Regions from separate parts of the Mus musculus genome. Here region 2 is linked to region 1. The links are chromatin loops, found by intact Hi-C in ENCODE. Cell type or tissue: left cerebral cortex. All regions are shown on one strand. Links, peaks and the distances in the headings refer to the core of each region. The heading gives the core; the rest is flanking DNA.

Region 1 (10,495 bases), core at 956-8,955:
ACCTCTCATTCCACCTGACCTCTAAACTCCCTGGGACCTCCAGTCCGTTGAGTATTTCTTATTCAATATTGAAATGTTCCAATGAAAATCATTGATTCTTGGAGAATTTTATGGGCTTATGTCAAGAAATTTTTTTGTTTTGTTTTGTATTTTTTTGTTGTTGTTGGTTTCTAAACAATAATGGTTTCTTCAATTATACATTCATTTTGTAATGTTGTGGTTTGTTTGTTTGTTTGTTTGTTTGTTTGTTTAAGATAGACTCTTGAAATGTAACTCTGGAGTTCCTGGAACTTGATCTCTGGACATGCCTGTTGTAAATATGACCAAGACTATTCTTTTATTGTTAAAAATTGTTTTCATTATTCTGGGTTTTTTGACTTTCCAGATAAATTTAAGAAGTGCTCTTTCCATGTCTTTGAAGAATTGTGTTGGAATTTTGATGGGGACTGAATTGAATCTGTAGATTGCATTTGATAGGTCATGAGCGTGTTAGATTTCTCCATTTTCTGAGATCTTCAATTTCTTTCTTGAGAGACTTGAAATTATTGTCTTTCACTAGCTTAGTTAGTTACTCCACAATATTTTATATTATTTGTGACAATTAAGCCTGTTTATCATTTGTATAAAGGAAGGCTACCAGTTTACTTGAGTTAATTTAATATCTGGCCACTTTGCTGAAGTTGTTTATCAACTAGAGAAGTTGTCTGGTAGAAATTTTGGCGTCACGTATGTATGCTATCATCTCTCCTGCAAATAGTAATTTTTTTTCTTTGAAAATTTGTATTCTCTTGACCTCTTTTTGTTGTTTTATTGCTCTAGCTAGCACTTTGAGTACTATATTGAATAGATATGTAGAGAGTGGGCATCCTTGTCTTGTCTCTGATTTTAGTGGCATTGCTTCATTTATGTCTCCATTTAATTTGATATCAGCTGTTGGTTTGATGTAAATTGCATTTATTATGTTTAGGTATGTTGAGGGAATCACAATATCTTACCTCAAGCTTTACTTCAGATCAGTAGTGGTAAAAACTTCATGGTATTGGTACAGAGACAGATAAATTGATCAATGGAATAGAACTAAAGACCCCAAAATGCAACCATACAATTATGAACACTTGATCTTTGACAAAGTTGCCAAAAATATGGAAAAAGAAAGCATCTTCAATTAATGGTGCTGGTCTAAATGGCTGTCTCTATGTAGAAAAGTGAAAATAGACCCATGTTTGTCACCTTTCTCAAAGCTCAACTCCGAGTGGATCAAGGACCTCAACATAAAACCAGGTACACTGAGTCTAATAGAAGAGAAAGTGGGAAAGAGCCTTGAACTCATTGGCACTGGGGGAAATTTCCTAAATGGAACTCCAATGGCTCATGCTCTAAGATCAAGAATTGATAAACAGAACCTCATGAAACTGTAAAACTTCTGTAAGGCATAGGACATAGTCAATATGACAAATCAGCAACCTGCAGATTGGAAAAAAAAAACTTCACTAACCCCACATCCAATAGAGGGTTAATATCAAAAATATATAAAGAACTCAAGATGCTACCCACCAATATCCAAACAACCATAAACCTAAACCAAGATTTTAAAACAGAGGAATCTTAAATGGCAGAGAAGCACCTAAAGAAATGTTTGAAGTCCTTAGTGATCAGAGAAATGCAAGTCAAAACGACCTGACCCTGAGATTCCACCTTACAGCAATCAGAGCAGTTAGGTTCACAACCTCAGGTAACAACAGAGGATAGAGAGGTTGTAGAGAAAGAGAAACACCTTCCATTGCTGATGGGATTGAAAACTGGTACAACCACCCTGGAAATCAGTCTGGAGGTTTCTCAGAAAATTAGAAATAGATCTACCTAAAGACCCAACTATACCACACTTGCCCAAAAGATGCCCCACCATGCCACAGGGGCATGCATTCTCCTATATTTATTGTGGCCTTATTTGTGATAGCCAGAAGCTGGAAACAACCCATATATCTGACAACAGAAAAATAGATACAGATAATGTGGTTCATTTACACAATGGAATGGAGTTTTGCAGGCAAATGGATGGAACTATAAAATATCATCCTGAGTAAGATAACTCAGACCCAAAAGGACATGCATGGTGGGTACTCACTAATAAGTTGATATTAGAAAAAAAATTACAGAATACCCAAGATACGGTCTACAGAACTCAAAAAGTCAACAAATGAGGGCAGAAATGAGGACACCTCAGTCCCACTTGGGAGGGAGAAGAAATCAATCACAAGTGGTGAAGAAGGGTGGGACCTGGGAGGGAAAGTGGACAGAAGGGGGCAGGGGACAGGGAAGATGAGGACCTGACTGGGTGAGGGAAATGGCCTGAAGACCTGAGGGTCAGCAAAAATAATAATAATAATAATAATAATAATAATAATAATAATAATAATAATAAATGGAAACAGGCAACCTCAGGAGGTAGGGGGTTGGTGGATTCCCCCAGAATGCACCAGTGACCTCGGAGATGAAAGTTTCTCAGGACTCAATGGGAGGGACCTTAGATGAAATGCCTGACAGTAGGGAGAGGGAACTTATAGAGCCCACTTCCAGCAGAAAGTCAGGACATCAAGTGAGGGATGGGGTTGCCATTCCACAGTCACAACTCTGACCCACCATTGTTCCTGTCTGAATGGATAACAGGTATGGAAATGGAAAGGAGCCTGAGGAAAAGAAGGTCCAGCCACAGATCCAAAGTGGGATCCAGCTCAAGGGAAGGCCCCAAAGCCTGACACTGAAGCTATCATGTGCTTAGAAAAAAAGGAGCCTATCATGACCCTACTCTGGAAGACCCGGCAAGCAGCTGAAAGGGTAAGATGCAGGCATTTGCACCCAACAAAGGGACGGAAACTGCTGAACCCTTCGGTTGAATTAGGGAAAAGCTGAAAGAAGCTGAGGAGGTGGAGGGAGACCCAGTAGGAGGACCAGGAGTCTCAATTAACCTGGACCCCTGAGGTCTCTCAAGACTGGAACCAGGTATAATACAGCATCTGATATGAGGCCCCCAATACATTTACAGTAGAGGACTGCTGAGTCTGTGTTTAGGCAGAGAAGATGCACCTAACTCTCAGGATACTGGAGGTTCCAGGGAGTTTAGAGCTCTGGTTGGGTGGAGGATTGGGGATTGAGGACATCCTCATGGAGACAGGGGCCTTGGGAAAAGGAATGTGATGTGGAACAGTTGGAGGCTGGAAGCAGGGAGCAGAGTGTAAACTCTGGATTGTAAATAAATAAAGAAAAAAGAAAAGAAAAGATAAGAAAAGAAGGAGAGGAGGGGAGGGGAGGGGAGGGGAGGAGAGGGAGAGGGAGAGGGAGAGGGAGAGGGAGAGGGAGAGGGAGAGGGAGAGGGAGGAGAGGGAGAGGGAGGAGAGGAAGAGGGAGGAGAGGGAGAGGGAGAGGGAGAGGGAGAGGGAGAGGGAGAGGGAGAGGGAGAGCGAGAGGGAGAGGGATAGGGAGAGGGGGAGGGGGAGGGGGAGGGAGAGGGAGAGGGGGAGGGGGAGGGGGAGGGAGAGGGGGAGGGGGAGGGGGAGGGGGAGGGGGAGGGGGAGGGGGAGGGGGAGGGGGAGGGGGAGGGGGAGGGAGAGGAGAGGAAAAGAAAGGAAAGAAAAAAAAGAGAAAAACGTCGCCAGGTGGTAGTGTCCCACACCTTTAATCCCAGCACTCAGGAGGCAGAGGCAGGCGAATTACTGGGTTCCAGGCCAGCCTGATCTACAAAGTGAGATCCAGGATAGCCAGGGCTATACAGAGAAACCCTGTCTCAAAAAAAAAAAAAAAAAACAAAACAAAAAACAAAAAAACAACAACAACAAAAAAATTCACTGAGACCACCTCTTCCCCTGGTTGAAGGCATGTGCCACCTAACTGCAGTTACCTTCACAATTGTGTTTATACCTTTGTCTATTACACTGTCAAAAAATTAGTTCAGATTGTTTTTAGATCTATAAAGGCAGTGATGATATCTTCCTCAGAAGATATCGGGCTATTGTTATGAATATGGTCATCATAAATACAAAGGAATTTGGTTAAATTTATAACCATGATTTTTTTATTCATTATTTTATATGATCATAATACCTAATGAAACTGGGTCTATGGGCCTAAATGATTCACTATCATGCCCACGTACAATCTGAAAATTATATTATTGAAATTCTAACCAAGGATGCTAGAATTCACTGTATTATGTAAAAACAATATTTTGACAAGACAAGGTTCTAGAACTCAGTGAATCTTTATTCATTTCACATGTTTTCCCCCCACTCCAGGTAGCAAGTTTTGGAAGTATTTACCAGTTCTCTGGGATTTTCCTCTAGTACATGTGCAACACAATTCAATAGGGACACTTTGTTTACTTGGTTGATAAGATGTTTAATCTATAGGGGAAGATAATTCTATCTACTGAATGTTAGTTCTATAGTGATGTCTTACCCCTGTGTTATATGTCGAATATAATACAATATTTTTTAAGGAGATGCAACACAAGAGCTTTGACATTCACAGGTACAGGGGGACAGAGAGAGACACCTAGCTTTCTTCAATATCAGAGAGATGCTATCTCTGGAAAATAAAATATAGGATAATAGAACAGGGTATTTAATTCCCTTTATTTTTCCATTCATTTGTAGGGATTCATATAGCCACACATTCAATTACCCATTTAATATACATGTTCACAAAACACAGAAAAATTTTCTTCACAGCGTCAACTGAATAATTTTATATTTCATTTTCTTTGTGGAATTCATTGCTTTATATCTGTAGCTATGTAGCAGTTTCTAATTGACCAGATAACTTTTCTTGACAGTACCAAACTTAATTATGCTTTATGGGACTTGGCATGTTTACACTCAGAGGAGTCAGGTGCTCGAAGCTACACACCCATCACTGCTAACTGACCTTTTCATTTTTGTCAATAGGAAAACCAGCCTGGCATCACTTTAAAAGAAGAAAAATAAAACAGTGTTCAAAAGGCAGTTCCCATTACTTTTAGTCTATGAAAACCATTTAACAACAGGAATAAATGACTTTTATCTGAGAAGCCACAAGGAATTAATTGTGCTATCAATATGAGAATGAAAAGCATTTGCCATACACATGTGGTAGTCTGTGTTAATCTTTTAGTTCATCAAAATCAAGGAGTGCGCAAAAGGCAAAGATTGTAACTTTAGCTGCCAAACAGAGTGTGAATCATTTCTCTCAAGATTTTAAATATCCTTTTTTAGCTTGAAGCTATAAAGCTACCGACCTGAATGAAAACAGATTTAGGATGTAACAAGAAGACAAAATTTAACCAGCATATGTTAAAGTGCCTTGCTGAAACAGAACAAAAGTTTCATGAATAAATATTACTAAAGAAAAATAGAACTGTGCAATACTTGTTCATACTGTGTTGGCTAGGCCTTATGCTCTTAAAGGCCATGATAATTCTGCTAGGGTAAAGATGTAGAAATTATCAAAGCATTAAACTGATTAATGAAGGTTTTCTGAAACTTACTGATTAATGCCTTTTTTTTGTAAAAAAAATCTTTAGCTTGAGTCTCTGGTTATGCGCACACATATACGTATGCAGATACACTGAGTTACTTGATTTTTTTTCCACTAGATTGATAATATTACAAAAATCTCACACACACATACATGTGTGTACATATATGTTGGATAACTATAATAAAGGAAAACAGACCATAAAATTAAAAGAGAACAAGATAGCTACATGGGAAGGTCCAAAAGGTGAAAAAGTAGAAAGAAGTTACGTTATAATCTCAAATATGTATGTATATATATATTGCCTTATACCTTATTACAGTACTCAAACGTCATTTGGTATGTGATAATATTTTCACTTGAGAAGATAATAGACTCATATGAATATATATGAAATTAAATCATAACTGTAAAGTAAATATATGATTACATTTTTAATATTACTTAATATAATTTATATTACTTATATATTATATCATGAAATGTTATATATTGTATATTTATTATATATTGCATATTATGTTTTGTATATGTGTTATGTTATATGTTTGATGTCATCTGCTATATATGATGTTATCTGCTATATATGTTATATGACATATATGTCACATGTCACATACCACATTTCACGTCACATATCACATATTATATATTAAGAACATATATTTAGCTACAGTTATGCTTTGATTTCAAGTATATGAGAATATTTGATAATTGAAATATATTTTACATACATCTGTCTATTTGCCTGCATAATAATATCTCACATGGTGAAACAAAGTAAATTCCTGGTTAATCTATGTGTAGAGTTAAAGAAATAAACGCTAAATATAAATAAGGTGGTGATATTAATTTTAGTATTGATTACAAAGTCAATTTAACCACGGTCTAAAATGAAGATGTCATAAAAGACAGGTTGATTGTTTTTACACTTTGTATCCCAGTGATTTTTTTTTTTTTTTATGCAGGAGTTATCCAAGTTAAAAGGTATTCCTGTGGTTCTGGGAGAACAAGCAAACCCACAAGAGGAATAAACATCCTGAATACAGCAAATCACATGCAAGCTAATATAAAAGAAGAGCAGCAGAAAGAGTGTTTTTTTTTTTCAGGTCCCTGAACGCTGCTTCTTAAAAAACAGGTTTCCCCCGACAGTCTCACACACATAAAAATAGCATCCTGACAGTTTCTTCATTGGCTGCTTCTCATTAGTGGTATACTCTATAAATCCAGAAAAGCTCACACAAAGAATTAAATATATTTTATTATATGTTAGTATATATATATATTATTTAAAGATATATATTTAAATATTGTACCGTAATCCAAACTTAATGATTAACCTGATGTTTTTACACAAAGATTTTGAACAAATTCATGAAAAGTCTGGGATACACTGTAAAGAGATATTTTGAACACCAGAAATGATTCTTTGGAAAGTAAATATTTTTTCCAGACATAAAAGTGTAAGAAAATACATTCCTTTTTGTGTCTGTCCACATAGAAATAGCCTGCACAGTGTTATCACGCACTACTCCCTGCACATGTGAATTAGGAAATATAACTTTGATCAGTAGTTCTCAACCTGGCTAATGCTGCAATTCTTCAACACAGTTCATGTTTGGGTGACCCCAACCATGAAATTTTCTTCATAACTCTAATTTTGTTCCTGTTAGGAATTGTAATGTAAATATTTGATATGCAGGACATTTGAAATGCAATCCCTAAGGAAAGGTCCTTCAGCCCCCAAAGGAGATGTGAACCACACGTTCAGCACCTTTGACTTAGAGATAATTAGATGAGCTAAAATAGGCAGTTTTATATGTAATTACTGAAATGAATAAATTGGAGAATAAAGAACCATAAAATATGAAAATTTTTGGCTTGAAGTTTGAGAAGAAGACATAGAAAGCCGTGAAAAATAAAGGATTAACCACACGTTTGTGCATTTGAAATGATTTATCATTAACCCTACATGGGCAAGTAAGGCTAGAAATAATCAACCATATCAAGAGATAAAGAAGAAAATATTGGAAAATGAACACTGCAAAAAACAAAGGTAATCATAAAGAAAGCATTAAATGACTTGAAACCTTCTTTAACTCCTTTAAAAAAATGCCTTTATTGAAATAGAATTACATCACTTTCCTATTCTCTGGAGGAGTTTGTTCTTCATATTGCACATTGTCTTTCAATTCCAATTGTCTTGATGACCTCTCTAAGCTGACAGACCTTTTTAATAAGCTGTTTGTAAAATCCAAACCAAAAATCCCATTAAAATACTTACTTACTCTATTGATATGTGGGAAAGTCACCACTTCTTACACACCTGGAATGTGAAAACCCAATTAACGGAAGAGAAGTCTGGCCTTCCAAGCATATGTCTTCTAAAGAGACAAGTACATTTATGGCAAACTCCACAAACATCGTGAAGAAGTGTAAGCAAGCAAAATTTCTTCAGAGGGAGCTGATTGCTTTATTTTATAAAGTAATCACTGTATCAAAGTCACAGTTTTAATTACTTCAAAATTTCTAATTTGAAGATATTGCACAAGTGTTATAAACTGTGTAGTTAAAAAGTAATCTTACTGAACCAGGGTATATACATATGTATTGTGATTAGATGAACAGGAAAGAACATTTCACCTTGAAGATAGGTAATATCTTAAATATTTAAGAGATAATCATGAGAAGTGGGGTGGCTTACAACAAAAGCTTCTCGTATTTGCCAAACTTCTCCATGTAGTAAGCGAATCCCTGTATTGTTTGTTTGTATGCATATATATTTCTGTTTGTTTTCACACAGAATTCTTCTGCCCCATGACATTGCTCTAAAAACAGAATCTCCCACACACAATTGTCTACCTTCCTGCCATTGCTGACATACAGAACCTTGGTCCACGCCCCATTCTAAATTCCTTTCTTGACTGTGCACCTGAGAGACAGGATTATATGGTTAATAGCCTTGGAGTTAGCTTGTCTACTCTGATCACCAAGTTTTGCCCACCTTTTATTCCAAAATCTGCGGTGACATTTTTACTAGACATGCATGATGATTACCTACCTTGGTTCATATTTTTTCACATGCTGACTAAACATCTTCTGTCAGTATAAATCTCATCACAACATGAAAAGTTCCTAAGAAATTCTACTCTCTACTTAGGTATTTAAGTGAACAATAATATTTTATTTTCAGATATATTGCAATTTCAACACATGTATTAGGTAAGATTGATTAATGCCTTAATGAGTTTGTAACCTTATTAAATATATATACATATATGTGTTTTTGTGTATGCATATATATATATATATATATATATGCTGAATTAAAAGTAATACTAATATGAAACTTACATATCTTATTGAAAGGTCGCTAGTGAGAATTCTTATTGATGTTCTAATAAGTATTATTACACTGTATTATTTACATAATAGGCCAGTTACATGTAGTCCCTCTCTAGTATGACTAGTGATTAAACAGTTCAGCTTGTAGAGATCAGATGAAGCTGACGAAAATGAACTTATTTTGTCTAATTCATTCACAAATGTTAGATAATGTGTTACAATCTGCTACTCTCATTTGGTGGCTTTTGCTCAGTTAGCTTCATTAAAAATATAGATCAGTTTCAAACTGTATAATATTAAGATATCAAAACACCCATTTTCTATTAACCTCCACCAAGAAGTTAATTCTCTTATTATTTTTTGTTAAATATCCATATGTCATTTCAGTGAACACCAAAATTATACAGTGTACAAAACACATTTTTAAAATAAAGATTTCGATTACACTTTACTCTAAAAATACCTTTTAAAAACCTTAAAGCATACTTACTAAAGGTAGTTTGGAGGAAACTAAAACCATAGTTCCTTGGGAGTGGGGAAGATTGTATGCAAAGTTGTCTCTGAAGGAACTTTTAGATAACACAATAAAGTGGAATAATGTAAGGACATCACATATTGAAGAGATAAATGTACAGTGGATAAATGATTTAGAGACTGCGTTTATTTTTCTTTAAGTTTCATCACATTATTGCTGTTTCCTAGTAGAAACTCTAGCATTTTTTAATGAACCAGTTTGAGATAATGGAGCTAACTGTTGCCAGGTCAACATGGAGCTAATTTTCCATTTTCTGGAGGAACAGATGGTGTAGATGGATACAAATCTAGCTTCATGGAGGGAAAAAATGATTTAGTTTGGCAAATTCATTTCAAAAGATATTCTTCATCAGCTATGTCCATTCAGACATTTTGAGAATGTCCTCCCATGGATAAGGATGATTAAGGGTAATTATAAATATGTGTATAATCTGCATACAGCATCTAGATGTCTCCCTTTGGTCAGATCCCCTTTCTGGCCAGCTGGTTTAGTGAAACAAGTTTCTGAGATTGTTTGTTCTAATCAGTGTAATGGAAACTTATCAAATAAAGAAACAAAAGATCATATAATCAAGTACAGATACTTTCTAATGAGTAATTCTTGTATCAGTTTACTATGTAATCAACAAAATTAATAGGGGGCCAAAGTTAGTGTTCTTTTGAACAAAAGCTTTTAAAAATAATTCAGAATTCATTTATTGAAAAATATTTAATAAAGCATCAAATAAGAGTTTAAACTTCCTGTTGTTAAAAATTAATTAAATTTCAAGATGGGTTGTTTTATTTTCTAATAAAAATTCTGATTTAGAAAGAAAAGAAATAGGGGTATCTATTTTTTATATCAAATAACATTTGGTATAGTTAGAAACATTTTTTCTTAAATCTAGAAACAGAACCAGAAGTTTCATTGAATGAATATGATCTTGCTATTTGTCATGTCATCCCAAAATCTGATCATGGGATTTTAGATATTAGAATAAAATTTAACAAAAGGGGAAATATTACATGATCAACACCAACCATGTATAGGGCAGATGTCATGACTATGTGAAATAAGAACACTGACCTTGTTCTGAGTTATTTTAATCAAGTTATTGTTATTATAATT
Region 2 (10,495 bases), core at 786-8,785, 59 kb after region 1:
AGAGTTTTAGTAGAATTTTGTAAAACTGTTTTAAGTCTGTGGCCATTATACTCTTGACTCTCAGAAGCTGTGGTTACCTCTATTAAATCTTCTCAAAATTAGTCTCTTTACCATTCTGTCACAGATAGAATGATTCACATGGTTCCACAGGGCCTGGGGTGTACCCTTTGAGTACCAGACACTGGAGAACTTGATATTGGTGTAAAAATGCCAGATGCTCAATAGTCACCTGAGCTTTCATTACAAGAGATCAACACAACGTTCTTACCTCAGGATTCCAAAGCACAGAAACTACAGATAAAGGGTGAATGCCAAAGGGAAAGAAGTTTATTGACGAACCTGGAAATGAGGAGTTGGGGTAGATATTCTGAAAGCAATGCAAGGTGCTTCAAATAGAATGGGGGAAACAGTTGGCACAGCTTGTCAGCAGCAGTTTTAGAGTGGATTGCTTTTGTCCAAACGTTCTTTTGTGTTTAAAAAAAATTGCAAAGCTGTGGAGATTATTGGAAGAGCAGCCACGAGCTGCCAATCAGCTCACAGTAAACCATGTGCATTCAAGAACTGTTATAGCTACTGTAAAAATAGTGCCTAGAATGATAAGCCAGAATATGTGAAGAAAACCCTGCTAGAAAATCAAAATGACAATCATTCTAATGACCTTCTCATTGTTCTGTTTGGTCTTGGATGAGAGGTGTGAAATTGGAAAACAGTCTTCAAGTTCTTTATCTGATTTAGTGCCAATATCTAACCCTTTGGCCATGGGTGGATGTACTAAAACAAAAAGTGATTTCTGTCTGATTGTGAGATTTTTGTCACAGCAATACTAGGAAATGGATCAGATATTTTTAGACGAGAAAAAAAAACGAAGGAGTTTTTGTAAATTTGGTAATGAGAGTAACTTGAAGTTCTTTTCAGGTTTCTTCTCTTATTTTTAGAAACCTGAAAATAAGTGTCAAGTGAAAAGGAGGGCCCCAAGAATGTATTAGATTTGATAGAAGAGTAGAATCTGCCAAAGAATGGTTTGCAACTAATGGGAACATGACACTTGGCAAGGGAGCACATTCAACATTAGTATGTGTGAATATGCACAATTACCTACACACACAGAGGCATAACATAAAATAATAAATATAATAATAATAACAACAAAGATATCGAATTACACATTTGGAATTATTGTCTCACAATAAAAATTATTTATAAATCATTAATGATAAATCAGTTAAGCAAATTTGGTACAATGTGAACTGAAGATTCAATAAGGACAAATAGCAAGCAAAATGGATAGGATTAATGGGTATCATTCCTTCTTTAGATTCAAATAACTTCTAAAATCATTGTACTTACGGACACAAGGCACACGACATTAATAAATACAGATTCTTGCGTTCAAGCTGTGGATAGCTTTCAGTTGCTGATGGTTACAAGGTGTCATGTATGTTCATGTTTTTGCATAGTGGTCATGTCACATGTGAGATAAAATATCCTTGGATTCATGACTATCAACCAATATCACCAGAACATTCATTGGAGTGCTGTGAAATACTCTTAGTTGCAATATCAATGGATACTATACCTTCTACAAATTACTGGTTTTAAAATCACACTCTAAATATTCTTAAAAAAAAAGCAACGTTCTACCTGAGAAAAAAGAAATAGTCTCTGCTGCTGGTGACATTTACAAGATAATCAATAAATGCTGCATCCATCTTAATATTAATTCTTCCATTATGCAGTCATGTGTAAATCAATCAATAATTCAGCAGGCTTGTACTTATCTACTAAGACAGGTGACATATATCTTACTTGGTAATTAAAATTCTTTGAAATGAAGTAAAAACAGCACTATTCTTCCCATTGAATGACAGGTAAAAGGAAAACTTGTGTTGTTGTATAATTATTACTTTTAATTTAATCTGATGCTATTTTCAACACAAGTTTAAAGGTCTTGCATTTTCATACCACGACTTACCTTTCTCCTATCTGTCATGCCCTACTTCCTTAAAGATTTTTCTTATTCTTTCTAAAATGTTGGCTTTCCCTCTCAGAAACTGGAGCATATGCTTATTTATTTTAAGATCTCACTCTTCCTTGTCTATCTGTGTGATTATTCTTTCTTTATTGCTTGCAATATTTCTGACAGCATCAGCCAGGAAAACAAATATAGTGTTGATTGAAGGTCACTTTATTGGTTTCATCGGAATCTATATTTCCTGGATCTCAATTGAACAAAATGTCTCTGAATCCCTACTGAAAAGAGCTGTTGTAAATCAACACTTCAAATTATCTGTATTTCAGATATAGGTCATAGGCAAGAGTATAGCAGATATGTCAGGTGAGCAAATTAAAAGATGTAATGTAAAACAAGATAAGGGAAGTTAATTAAGTTGTATTGTATTAGCAATTTTGTTAAATAAAACGATAGCTACCCTTGTCATTACAAAGCAACTGTATTATGATAGATCTATTAATTTCCCTCACTGAAATAACAATTTTATTGACTATCTTATAGCATTGTATTGTAATCTCAAATTCGTGTACTATAATTTATTTTAATTATTTGTATTTTGTGTGCATTTGTCAAGCAATTCAAATTATAGAAATTTTCTTGTAAGAATCTAATGCACTTGTATCTATAAGAAGCTAAAAATCTCTTAATTACTCCCATTTACTAGTAAAATTTAACTTAAAAGTTTACTCAGCAAAAAATAAGATTATTCACTCACTTGATCCATGTTATTCATGATCCAACAACTACTGACAATATATTTTTTCATATACCATAAAATATATCAAGGGAAGAAATGTGAGTATTTAAGTATTTAAATTTCCCAAATACAACTGGAAGAAATAATAAAGAATAAATAGCAATTTAATAAAAGGACAAGATGAAGCTTCCAGCACGTTGTCAATCCCTAAATGTGTCTTTAACATGAAGCACGAGGAGATGGAAATGGAGGAACAATGAGTAATGGGTGGAAGACTGGACACTCTTCATAATTTCCAGTGGTATGCCTGGCCAAATTATGCTGTCTTAAATAGAGTGGGCAATTACTGAATGCATTTTTAGTGCAGTTTGGAAAAATAATATCTGTGCAAGCAGTAACTTGGTTTTATAAAATGATCTAAAAATTTAAAAATTACAACCAAAACATTAGGATATATCAATATTCTAAACATAGAGTAAATTGTTTTCATAAAATCAGTTTTAAAAGACATCAATTGGTGGTGCTTTTTAATGTATGTGCACATACACACACAAGACAGAACTCTATGTTATATAAAACAGTAGCTTAATTTTGGACATATTTCAGTTAATCAATAGTTTATGCATATATTAGGAAAATGAAATAGAATGAGCAGAAATTCTTCATGGCAAATTAAATTAAATTTCTATCATGTAGGAAATTGAAATGTAAATAAGAATAAAGCTCTACAATGAGTTACATAATAAATTTCACAAAATGGTAATAAATATTTATTAAATAAGTTGTTATTAGACGTTATTTAAATATATATTAAATAAAAATTAATGGAGTGATAAATATAGATAACAATTTAATGATAACATGTATAATGTATATAAAAATATCAGCAATTAAAGGAGTCATACTTTTCAAAGAACAGCTCACCAACTGATCAATGGCTACTACTCATCAACTGATCAATGGATAATGAAAATGTGGCACATTTACCAAAAAGAATATTGTTCAACTGAGAGGGAAAAATGATATTATGAAGTTGGCAAGTACATAAATGGGACTGCAAACAGTCATCCTGAGGGAAGAAGTCAACCACCTCCTTTCATTGCGTAGATGGTAGCCTTGACTCTTTCGAATTGTGTTTCATGTGTAACATCCATAGAAGTCAAGGAACTAGAAAGACTTTAAAGGAAAGACATCTCAAAGGAGATGTGACAGAATGCAGCAGTGTAAAGGAGTAAGGCAGGATAACTGAAAGCCAAGGGTCAAATCCCATGACAGCAGTTGTGAACGACAAAGAGGAAATTGTTTTGCTAATCGATATTACATGACAGTTGCATATACCCACCCATGGAAGTTGTGATAACATGACATGTATAGACCTTCCCAAGCCTAATCAAGTTAATCCAAATATACAGAAGTAAGATTGGAATGAATTCTGGAATGAATTCTGACCCATCACCAATAATCAGTTGGTAATAGCTGCTGAGAGAAAACTCAGCTCTCCTTATAGCTGTGGCATCTCATCTGGGAGGTAGGACACACTCTAATAGAAACAACTTGTTCAAGAGTTTAATAGTGGGAGAAGTTGAAAATCAGTAAAAATCAATTCTCTTTACTGATGGGTTGTTTTGATGGATTAGCAACAACCATAAGATGTTTTCACCCGTAGCCATACTTAATGAACCACAGGCAAGTTAAACTTGTCTTTTTCTGAAAGCGAAAAACACAAGTTGTTCACCACAATAATATGTGTTTTGATAGCTAGAGACAGAGATCTTCTCAAAGCAGTAAAGGAAATCCTAAAATATTTCTGTTAGGCAGCTGCATGTTCTCAAATAACACATCCCAACATTAATTTGCATTTGGGATATTTGAAGAGAAACACTAAACTGTACACTACATGATGATTTCTGAAAAAAAAATAGAAAATATTAGCTTTTAAATTGTTCTTATCAGATAAAATGCATTTGGATGCTCCTCTTCCTGGACAACTTACCTAAAACACCCCAGTAAACAGAGATGCTCTTATTATGAAAAGAGGTTTTGTCCATTTGGGTCAGACCAAAGTTCTTGGGATTTATTTTCTATCAAAGGCGGTCTTCTCAGTGATGGCTACAGCAGATGGCCTGTGAGTCTCAGTGAACCACCCACACCTAGCAACTGTTTTCAAAAAGAGATTCTTACCAAAAGGGAATGCACCCCAAACACTGCCTAAGTGTTTTATATGCACCAAAGAAAAATTGAATCCAATAATTGTATTATGCCTCACCATTTTAAATCACAAATCTGTTAGATTGATTTTAGGCACTGAATGCTGTTGCTATTGTTTTGGTTTAAGTAGAAAAAGAGTAAAGAAAATTGCAAATATATTCATCGATGTCAACCTAGGATGTCACTTAGAACAGCCAGGCATCCCTGGTGTCTGGAGGGCTTGCAACTCATTTAGTCAGCTTATGGCAAGAATCAGCTCATATATTATACTTGGGTCCATACATTACAGTAGTCACAAGTAATTCATGATATTCATCTTTACTGACTTTTGTTGGTAGTTGTCCAGAGCAAGAGAACTCATGATGGCATTTGCAGAGCAGAAAGGAAAATGAGAGTCACCTCCACTATCTCCTCCTAGATCTCCTTGTTACCTCCCCCATTCAACTTTAACTTACATCTCATGTTTAAGTTCATGACTTTTGTCTTTAGCTCACATACGAAACATGAAAAGTGTCATATTTGTCACTGTTTGACTTGTTTATTTTACCTGATTTGCTTCAGGATAGCTTGCCTTGCTTTCACGCTCTTTGCAAACACAAGCTTTCCATAGTATTTCTCCTACCCACAAGAGAGTGATTCTGCCCAACTCCTAAACCTTTAACTCTCCAGCTTTTATTATGATCAAAGCCAAACCCAAAAAGTGAGCCTTGTCTAGACATTAATATGCTTGTTGGCTCTGCTTCAAGCTAATATTGCTGTCTGTGTATTTAACAGAATCTCTCCAAATGTGATCAATTGATGATAGAAACCAGGATACAAGATGAGAGAGTGGTACCATGAGCTCCTGCTTCACTAAGCAGAGGCATGCTGCTATCATTTTGTGGGTAAAAATTTTCAAGAAATGGAAAAAAAAGGAATCTGATTTTCTGAAAATCTCAGTTGATTTTTAAATATTTTATCAAAATGAATCACTAATTTACTGCCACAAAAAGAACTTTCTAAGAAATTTCTAAGCAGTTATGAATCAATATGCCTTTCAAAAATTAAATGTTTATCTGATCACTTTATGACAATAATATGAAATTCTAGATGGGAAAATATGACTGCCCCATTTGTCATGTATCCAAATGGTAAGTATGATCTACATTTAACAAAACAATAGTTCATATACTATTATATTGTGATTGTATTACATTCCTAATGGAGAGTGAATGGACAATAAGAAAAGCAACATTTTAGTAAAATCATAGGTATTATGATTTAAAAACACACTTAACAATCTCTCAAGAAATAACAACTTATTGAAAATGAGCAAGGATTTAGATGGAAGCAACACGGGACTTCCATTTGCAGTAATAGGTTGAGATGAAACCAGAAGAATATCCATTATGCACTGAGAACTACAGACTATCATCCAATTTCCACATCTCTAATCAAAAACACCAATTATATCAAACAAAAGAAAGGAAGTTTTCTACAGAAAGTAAATTTTTACAAATCATTTTACATTTACATGAAGAAATCTTTCAATAAAAATATGTTTTTTTTCATTTTAAATTAAAACATTATTTTATCATTTCCCTCTCCAATTTCCTACCTCCAGTCCCCACTGAGTCTCTTCCTTCCAGGATCTCCAATGTTTTCCTTCTCTAATATTCACTGCCTCTTATTTTTTGATGATTCTTGTTACCTACATATGCACAAATATATAAATACAAATGGCTAAGTTCGTTGTGGTTGCTTATGTGTGTTTTAATTCTGACTGAACCAATGTGTATTAGGTAATCAATCTAGGTTCTCACTCCTGGGGAAGAATAATTCTTCTAGTTCCCTCACTAGTTCTTAATTGCCTTTAGCTGTTTGTCCACATGTGAGACTCGCTGACATTTTCTCCCTTCTCCTTTCACATGACTATTGATGTTTCCATTGTTCAAGGTTGATTATGCAGCCATTTCCAGGAGAGAAAGTCTCACAGCAGAATTCTTGCTAGTCTGACTCTTGTAATCCTTTCATTCCTTCATCTGCAGTGTTTCCTGAGCCACAGATGCAGGAGCTGTGCTGCACATATATTCATTGGGGAGGGTTTCGCCACCATTCTCTGGTCTTTGCTTTGTGTCTAGTTGTGTTTTTTCTGAGATGGTTTCCATTTGCTATAGAGAGATTAGCTTCCTTGATGAGGAGTGATAGCTATGCTTGTCTGTATGTATAAGAATGAGATGATGAGGAATGTAGCCAAGAAACAAGTCTGCTCAATCAAACAGTGGTAGCAGAACCTGTTTTAAAATCCTCAGAATTATCTAGTTTCTATTACCAGGCATAATTTCCTTTCTGTTGAATGTGACAAGCTCACTTAAACAGCTGTAGGAGGACCGGCAGCAGTCCTAATTTATCTGGACCCCTGAGATCTTTTGAACACTGGACCAACAAACAGACAGCATACAAAAGCTGATATGAGGCCCCCAACACGCGTACAGTAGAGGACCTCCAGGTCTGTGTTCATTCAGAGATGATGTGCCAAGCCCTCAAGAGACTGGAGGCCCCATGGAGTTTAGAGGTCTGGTAGGGTGAGGGGTGGCGTCATCCACCTGGTGACAGGGTGGGATGGAGAGGAGGTGTGGGACATGGAGCAGTCAGAGGGTGGATGGGGGAGCTGGGGAATGGGATATGGAGTGTAAAAAATTAATTAAAATAAAATAAATTAAAAAACAAAACAAAGCAGAGAGTGCGATTCAATGGCACAGTACTTATGTACCATATTCAAAGCCTAGTACCCAGAGGGAGGAAAAGAACATGCATTAACAGTTCCTTGACACACACACACACGCATATACATATATACACATATGTGTGTGTGTGTGTGTTTTAGTAGCAAATTTTAAAACTTAATATATGTGTTTGAGTAAATGAAGTTGTGAAGTAAACAATGGTGTCCCGAGCATCTTGAAATCCTTGTTACTAGTGATGGATACGTACCAAAAGTAAGTGGAAGGCAAGATTATTTAAATAGAACAAGTATTCAGGGAAAAAAATCAATCATATTCTAGAAAGAGCATAAATTCTCCCATCATAACCCAAGAACTTAGAGCATAAGCTCTATCCAGCAAGTGAAGAAGTTACTAAAGTTGTGTGGTTCTGAGGCTCTTGCAGTATTCCAAGTTTTTCTAATTTTTCTATATTCACTCAGGCATGTTGCTGCCTGCCCAAAATGCGAGCCACACATTCTCAGCAGACAAATTATGCATTGATATCCTTACTGTGATTTCAATGAACCATGGTCAACCATGATCTGAGAATTACGAATGCGAAATCCCGGAGAAAACTTTTAAACTTCATGCTGCCTTTAGTAGCACAGTGACAGGACACATCATCCCACTTATCCTATTTGGTACACGACTCATGCCTGACATAGGATTCAAATCCGTGAGGTCCGCTTGATTGGTTATTACATTAACAGTGCTTAAATCAAGCAACTGTCCCTGAGCAGTAACATTGTCACTTACTTGTCTTCATCACTCATGCAAGTATGAACCAGGTATGACTCAGGTTGGCATCCATGAATAGATGAGATTGAACATGTTCATGGTGGCATGTACAAAGAAGGGCCTTCATTTCATCTGTCAGGCATTTAAATACCTATGGTCAGCATTAGAGATATGAAGAGCAAAGTAAAATATTTTGAGAGAGAAGAGAGTCTATATCCACAAGGCTTTTATTAGAGTATATGCTTATGATTGTTTTATTATTGAAATTATTAATTTTTGCTCCGCTTGAATTGTGCTGAGTAATTTTTTATCATAAGTATTCATATGTAGAAAAATAAAAATAGGACACACAGCCCTCAGCACTATTTATAGCCCCAAGCTTCCACTGAAGGTCTTGAATCACATCCTCCACAAATAATCGAGGATGAGTAAACCTAAAAATGGTAGACAATACCTCTATCTGAGAGATTGCCAGATGAATGTGTGGAAAAAAAAGAAACACGTTTTAAAATAGAGAATAGTAAAATAAGCAGGAAGCTGTGAACTTTAGAAGTGACTCTGTGCATGTGAAATAAAGACCAATATCACAGATGCTCTCTGGAAAGGAATAGGGGAAAGTGGGAAGGGGCAGTAATGTGTTAATAAGATTGAGTTTATTGTTTTAGGTTCTGCCTTAGCTCGGCTGTTTCCTGGAAGCCTGGCCATCAGAGAAGGACCAGCTGCTATGGCAGACTCCTGAAGCAACTGTGGAATAGCAAATAGCTAGACTGCCCCTGAAAAGTGCCAGAGTACGGGGGGAGGGTAACTGTCATGTTCCTAGCTCAAACGATGACAACATTTCTATTTCTTACTATATGAAAGTTAAGTATGTATTACTTGAGTCACTATAATTATAAACTGAGCCCATCTTCATAGCTAAGGAAGTGTTTGGATCTCAAATCCCTGCTGCAAGCAGAGCCCTCAGAATACAAGGGTAGTTAAGCAAGCTTCAAATCCAAGTTGCTCCAAACAGTGGGAGTAAATGCACCCCCAGCTGGCATGGGTGACTGAGAACTGGCATCTGTGGCTTGTAATTCCACCCTTATGGTGTGAAGGAGAATGCAGACAACCATGTTAGGACTATTTTCAATTGATCATTGTCTCTTTTCAGTTGTTTCATTGAGAAACCTTGTAATTAACCTTCACCCAGAGGTTTCAGTTTTGGAAATGGGAATAGCATATTTTTGGCTATGTTGTTTGAGGAGTAGAATGAGATCAATATAGTCAATAAGACTAAAATAGAACAAATGCAAATAGTTCAATGAAATTGGACACATTGACATATGTTAGCATATTCAAGATGTGATTGAAGAAATAAATTAATTTCAGTTTAAAATAATAATGAAAGAGCAAACTAAATGAAAAGCAATCTGCTCAAGGGGAGCAAAATCCCATATAACTTTCTTTTGCCTCACAAAACTTAGGTGACAATAGTGCTCTGAGGTTTCATGCGTTTGTGATTACTGACATCACAATCAGGGGGTCACCTTCTCAAATATCACATTACTCATGTACACTTCTGTAGCGACTGCTGTAATAAGCCTACAACCAGGCAGGTTTCAAAATCGCTCTTCCACAATGTTTGTTGATAAAAACAGAAATAACTCAGTGCCTGTACCAAGTTTTTTGTGGTGATGTATCCATTAAGGAGCAGCGTGGACATGATATGCATAATGGTTCTAAACCTATCTATGTGTACCTTATCTATAGTGCTTTAGCCTTAAGGAATCAAGTGATGAACAGCTAATGTAAAGAAGCTAATACATGCTAAACACAATCTGACGGCCTAGGTAATGACTGTGATGTTACAATAGAGTGCTTAATGATCTCACTCTGAGGGAAACAAGATGCCTATTGATACAGATGGACATTGCCCAACTTTGCAAGTATGGTGACAAGGTCGGGTTCACTTATCTCTTTTCCTTCTCCTTTAAAAAATTTTTTTTGTATATTTTTATTGCATTTTCTCTTGCCCGCCTCTTTTCCAGTTCTGACCTCCTTCCTACCCATGCAACTTCAACAACTTCTTCCTCTCCTCCTCTTCCTCCTCCTCCTGCT

The links. A loop is a pair of places that touch in the nucleus more often than their neighbours do. Peaks named below come from ENCODE experiments on the same cell type or tissue, not always from the same donor. Only the 100,000 strongest peaks of a DNase experiment are listed, where the experiment ranks them.
Region 2: a loop joins it to region 1, with 2.3 times the contacts of the local background. A loop is called at or near these places in 2 of 42 quality-filtered maps.

What each region holds. Positions count from the first base shown.
Region 1 is chr15:18,680,413-18,690,907 of GRCm38, forward strand. No RefSeq gene overlaps it. Among named protein-coding and RNA genes, the nearest start is that of Cdh10, 130 kb to the right of the region's middle. In left cerebral cortex, for the core only: no CTCF peak of the experiment used is centred there; a DNase peak (open chromatin) is centred at 5,219.
Region 2 is chr15:18,739,629-18,750,123 of GRCm38, forward strand. The region is part of intron 2 of C030047K22Rik (a long non-coding RNA gene); the gene reads right to left. Among named protein-coding and RNA genes, the nearest start is that of Cdh10, 74 kb to the right of the region's middle. In left cerebral cortex, for the core only: no CTCF peak of the experiment used is centred there; a DNase peak (open chromatin) is centred at 4,839; H3K27ac peaks cover 1,008 bases.